2 separate regions of the Homo sapiens genome follow, and region 2 is linked to region 1. Evidence: chromatin loops called from intact Hi-C (ENCODE). Cell type or tissue: heart right ventricle. All regions are shown on one strand. Each heading gives the region's core, and the rest is flanking DNA. Links, peaks and the distances in the headings are about the cores only.

What was found. Peaks named below come from ENCODE experiments on the same cell type or tissue, not always from the same donor. Only the 100,000 strongest peaks of a DNase experiment are listed, where the experiment ranks them.
Region 2: a loop joins it to region 1, with 2.4 times the contacts of the local background. A loop is called at or near these places in 4 of 110 quality-filtered maps.

Annotation. Positions count from the first base shown.
Region 1 is chr13:50,356,533-50,359,459 of GRCh38, forward strand. The region is part of intron 2 of DLEU1 (deleted in lymphocytic leukemia 1); the gene reads left to right. Among named protein-coding and RNA genes, the nearest start is that of DLEU1-AS1, 170 kb to the right of the region's middle. In heart right ventricle, for the core only: no CTCF peak of the experiment used is centred there; a DNase peak (open chromatin) is centred at 1,329; H3K27ac peaks cover 1,774 bases.
Region 2 is chr13:50,793,498-50,796,424 of GRCh38, forward strand. It overlaps a transcript of DLEU7 not described here. Among named protein-coding and RNA genes, the nearest start is that of DLEU7-AS1, 13 kb to the right of the region's middle. In heart right ventricle, for the core only: no CTCF peak of the experiment used is centred there; no DNase peak of the experiment used is centred there.

The DNA.
Region 1 (2,927 bases), core at 148-2,647:
TTCAATTGTACGTGTATGAGAGAGTACTGAACAGTACTGTAAAGGTTGTGATGAGAACAATTTGAAAAGCACTGACCTCAAGCAAGTTGTTAGAGGTGGATTTGTAGGTACACAACAGGCATCAGGAGGAAGGTTTAGGGGCAGGAGACCTCTTCTGTGTACCTCCCACTACCTCATGTCGGCAGCCATCTTCCCATTTGGCCTATATTAAGGTCATACCTATTGTTGTTGGTCCTTTATCCTTGCTTTGTGGAGGACCATCATGAAATCAAAATATTCTTCAGTGAATACTTTGCAGCTTGGAAGGTGCTTTTATTTACATTATCCCACTTGACTACGGATTCTACACACCAGATGCTAGGTTCATCCCAGAAGAGAGGCCGGGTCCAGCCCCCTGCCCCTAAGACCACCTCTAGTATGATCTTATCTAGCTTGTTTTTATGATGCAATGTTAATGCAGCCACTGCCCATAAGGGGACACATGAATCTGAAGGTATTTTCCATGCATGATTAACTTTTAAAGTTATGTTGTATTCCTTGGCCTAAGCAAGGTGTGACTGACCTTATGGCATCTGTAGTAGCCAAGGGTTGACATTAGAGAGGATGAAATAAGCAAGTGGTAATGGCTCTCAGGAATTATGGTAACAAGGAGAAGAGGATGGTTCTTCACTGCTAAGCAGCTTGACTAGGTGAGAGACAGCCAGCATCTTACTGCTTCCTGGCACATGGAGTGTTCCACTGAGAATCACAGGCAGACTCAGGCAACCAGCCACTTTTCAAATGGGCTGTCTTCTGTAGTGCTGTTCCACCACCATTCTGTGGGCCCAACTGTTGCCATTCTGGGGGATCTGCCATTGCTAGCTTAATTCCATTCACTTCAATTCAATTGCTGTTATGAAAGGCCTACTAGTGCTATTCCCCTGAGAATCTATAGAGACAGGGTAGAACTCTTGGATGAAAAGGTGAGGGCTTAGGACATCTGGTTAGTGGAACTTACTTATTTTTGGGCCTCTTTCATCAAGTAACACCAGCTGATGCCTAGGAGTGTGGGAGTCATATCGGCTTTGTTGTCGTCTGTTAGAAACTCTTCGTGTTCACAAAAAAAAAAAAAAAGCAGCCTTGGAGAAATCTTCAACCCAGAAGGAGTTAAGCTGTGTGTCTGCACAGCGCAGCTTTGTTCTGGCAAGGTCCCATCAGTTTAGGTCATTTCTGATGACTTCACTCTCCTGGTGACATCAGCCTCTAATCTCCTGAAGGTGAATTCATGTGCGATTGCTTCAAAATACTCACTCCCTGAGTTCCGAGCCATTCCCGTTGATATATGGACAGAGCTTGTCTTTCCCAGGCCACAGTCTGGTTTGTGCACTGCATTTGTGCTTACCGTATCATATTACCATGTGGACATTATGTCACTAACTGGCACAACCGGCTCAAAATGAAATATGCTTGCTGCAAGCAAAAACCCAAAAGCTAACATCAACTCTCCCCACCCCCTACCCCAGGTACAAAATAAAAGGGCTAGAGGGATGGCTGGACTAGATTTTGGTTTAATATGTTTCTAACTGTTCTCTCCCTCCTCTGCCTTTCTGTGGCCTGAATGTTGATAGTAACTTTATCATCCTTTTCAGTCCTTTATACCCACTAACTCTTGAAAATGTTTGGTCACTGATGGCACAAATTAAATGTAAGACTTTGGAATAATTTAGTTTAGCCTCTTCCTAAAATATCAAGTCTGTGAACTCAAGTAACCTTTTTACCTTCTAAGACCACTTTCTTTTCTTTGTCTTTCAAATGTCATAAAAGAATACAGAGTAGAAATGAAAGCAGCCTGGGCTTATTGGGTAGGTGCCAGGAATTAGCTTTGACAAAGATGGTGTTCTGTGCACTTGGCCCAAGCTGACAGGCATGCAGATGCCTCTAGAAATTGTGGGAGATGAACTGGAAGTATCCCCAGAGTTTGTCCAGTCTTAGGGTGGTGTAAGTACATTTTAGGCCCTTCTCCTGTTATCCACAGGCTGTGTTGACACCCTCTTGTGTCACCAGGGATTCAGAATGCCACAGTGCCTCCCTGACCACTATCATCCTCCTGCTGCCCCCACTCTGGGGCAGAAGAGGGTAGTCTGTCTACAGAGAAGCAGAGTCCCCACACCACTTCCAGGATCCCAAGCACCCATTTATTTTGATTAATAGCTCTTGGCAGTAGACAGTAGCTTCTGGAATACAGAACTGGCCGGGTACACACTGAGGTTTAAAATCACATCAAGAAAATAGCATACTAACACAGGATTGTTAAGGGGAGAAACTGGTGTTCAAACAATAAAATACTACTCTCACTGTTTATCTTTGTTTCATTTTGAAGGAAATAAAGAAATGAAACCTTACAAGTGTAGCAGCCCAGTTATCAAATAGTCATAGCCACAGACACTCAGTTTTGGGGTCAGCCCACAGACTATGGGGGTACTTTCTCTGCCTCTGCACAAAATAAATGTTGAGGCTCTCAATTTTTTGAGGACGGAAATAAAATCCCTGGATGCTTGCAAATATATTTTTTAATGCAGGGATAGCTAGGTTTTCTGAGTTTCAGTTCTGTTTCAGCTGGGGTGCGGGTGGGGGATGGCCTGCATCACAGGGGAAACTGGTGGAATCTTAGTCCAGGAGGCTGGCGCCATTACCATTCACATCAGCTCATGATATACAAAGGTACCAGACTTTTTTTTAAAGGCCCAGTATAAAGTAATCCAACTTTCTTTCTCCTGCTGTATATCCAAGGAGGTGGAAGTATTAAAGAACCCTTTTATACCTTCTCAATGCCATTCTCTTTCTTGGTTCATGCAGGAAAAAAAAAGAAAAAAAAAACACAGAAGACAGACTAGAGAAAAAAAAAACCCAAAAATCTAATTAAAATACAAAATTAATAAAACATTCTC
Region 2 (2,927 bases), core at 122-2,621, 440 kb after region 1:
CAGCCTCACTAACATCTGCTATTTTTTGACTTTTTAACAAAAGTGATTCTGACTGGTATGAAATATCTCATTACAGTTTTAATTTGCACTTCTCTGATGATTAGTGATGATGACCATTTTTTCTTACGTTTGCTGGCTGCTTGTAGGTCTTCTTTTGAGAAGTGTCTGTTCATGTGCTTTGCCCACTTTTTAATGGGATTGTTTGTTTTTTGCTCATTGACTTATTTAAGTTCCTTATAGATTCTGGATAATAGGCCTTTGCCAGATGCTTAGTTAGTGAGTATTTTCTCCCATTCTGTAGGGTGTCTGTTTACTTCTTTGATAGTTTCTCTTGCTGTGCAGAAGCTCTTTAGTTTAATTTGGACCCATTTGTCAATTTCTAGTTTTATTGCAATTGCCTTTGAGGACTTAGTTATAAATTCTTTGCCAAGGCTGATATGGAGAAGCATATTTCCTAGGTTTCTTCTAGGATTTTTAGAGGTTGAGGTCTTACGTTTAAGTTTTTAATCCATCTTGAGTTAATTTTTGTATATGGTGGTAGGTAGATGTGCAGTTTTATTCTTCTGCATATGGATAGACATGGTTTAGTTTTTAAACAACTTGTAAGTATTTGAAATCATCTAGTTGATTTATTTACTTGCTTATTGTTTACACTTTGACTTTCCCTTTGTATTCACCACTGTATCCTAGCTCAACGATGCCCAGCCAAGCACAGGTCAATAGATATTTGTTGAGGGAATGTGTTACACACCCCAGGCCCTTGTCGTAAGAGTTTACATTTTTAAAAAAGTTGAGTAAAAAGACTTTTTTTTTTTTTAACATGGAGTGTTTGGTCACAATAATGATGGCATTACAATCATTGTGACATTCAAGTCCAGGTCATCAGAGCAGGATTATGTCCTCCCATTTTACAAAAGGGGAAGCTGAAAAATTAACTTGCCCAAAGCCACACAGTTGAATTGGAGCCAAATTGGACATAAAATTCAGGGCTTCTGACTCCTATTCCTGTGTTCCACTTACTACTTCAGGTTGCCAGGCTGCCAATAGCATCTGGTGAAAATGTTTAAGTTTTTTAATATGAGAATCATGGCTGACTTGCTACTTGTACTTGTGCTGTGAGTTGGAAGACATTGGTAGTTGTAGTAGATTTGTTCTCAAAAGAGAAGAGCAGGTGTCCTTTACATGTTCTCATCCAACTTCACAATAACCCTTGATGTAGGCATTATTGAGCAGTTCCTTTTAACTGAGGCTCAAATGATTAATTTGCTGAAGTTCACAATCAATGTTAAATACAGGATTTATACCCAGATTTACTTCAAATGACTTTTATACATGAGATTAAAGGTCCACATCTGGAAGCTGGCTGGCTAGGTTGGAAATTAAGTATGTAGTTATCATACATGATAAAATAATAAAATTATGTGATTATATATTATGTATTATATAAATACATATAATTATATATTATTACAACAAAATTACTTGGTGACGGCTAGGCTGACATGTGATCTCCATCTAATTAAGAATTAAATATTCTATTACTGATGGGGTTGGCTTCAAAAACACACAAAATGGCCCCAAGGTGTGAAATCCTTGGCTTGTTTTGGGAATTACCATGATTAACCAAAAGCTAGAGGTATACTAGCTCATATTATCTATAGGAGATCTATAAGTGCTTTCATAGAGAAGGGGCCAACCCTGGAAAAGTAGCCTCTGGTCAGGGGTCATATATTTTTTTCAGCCAAACAGATCCTCTTGGGCTCCAGTGGCCTCCTCCCCAACTTTACCTGTGAGATCAGGGATTATAGCAAAAGGACAGAAGCAGATTCACCTTGAACTCATGTCCATGCACGTCTCCAGAGTGGTCCAGTATCTCACCTACTCTCTCAGGCAACAAATGCAGTTGATGATAAAGGGGAAGACAGTAGAAATGTAGCCCCTGACCTTGGTTCTCTTCATTCCAGCAAGTTCTGTTCCCTGAGAGAGCAGTGGAGATGATGTGAAAAAGGTAGGCTGAGGTTAGATTGGGAAGGACATTGTATGCCACAATATGGAGTATGACATTTATCCTGTTTTTCTTCAATATTTCTAAATTTAAACTGTACTTCAGATTGTTAAAATATTAAAATTCTCTACCTTGAACCATTCAATAATATATGTATGTTACACATATTTGTGTTTCTATTAAATTTATCAATTAACAGTAAACGTTATTTAATATTATTTTTATCAGCAAGCTAAAATGTTAACTCACACTGCGATTATTTTTATAGCAAACTGCAGAATTGAGATTAGGTACATAAACTGGAAATTAAAGATAATTAGTATGATTAATATTAATGATCTCTACCCACTCATTTTTCTATCCTTGTGGTTTAAAAAATGGGACTGCAAATATGTTAGGGCAATTGAGTCAGAGTATGATTTTTCTTATGCATCAGTAGACACTTTTGGCCTAAAAGTTTTAGGAACTACGTACTTTTCATAGCAAAAGTTATACAATTGTGACTCAGTTTACCATTGCTCACCAGTACCTGTTTTCCCTTTTTTCTCAGCATACCACCAGGATATATATAATATTCCCCCCTTATCTGAGGGAGCTATGTTCCAAGACCACCAGTGGATGCCTGAAACCCTTAGAGTACTGAACTCTATATATTTTATATTTTTTCCTATACTTACATACCTATGATAAAGTTTAACTTATAAATCAGGCACAGTAACAGATTAATAATAACTAATAATAAAATGGAACTATTATAACAATATGCCAGCATCACTAGTCTTATGCTTTGGGGCCATTATTAAGTAAAATAAGGGTTATTTGAACACAAGCACTGTGATCCCACAACAGTCAATATGATTACCAAGAAGGCCTCCAAGTGACTCACAGGTGAGGAGCATCTATAGTGCAAATCTGCTAGGCC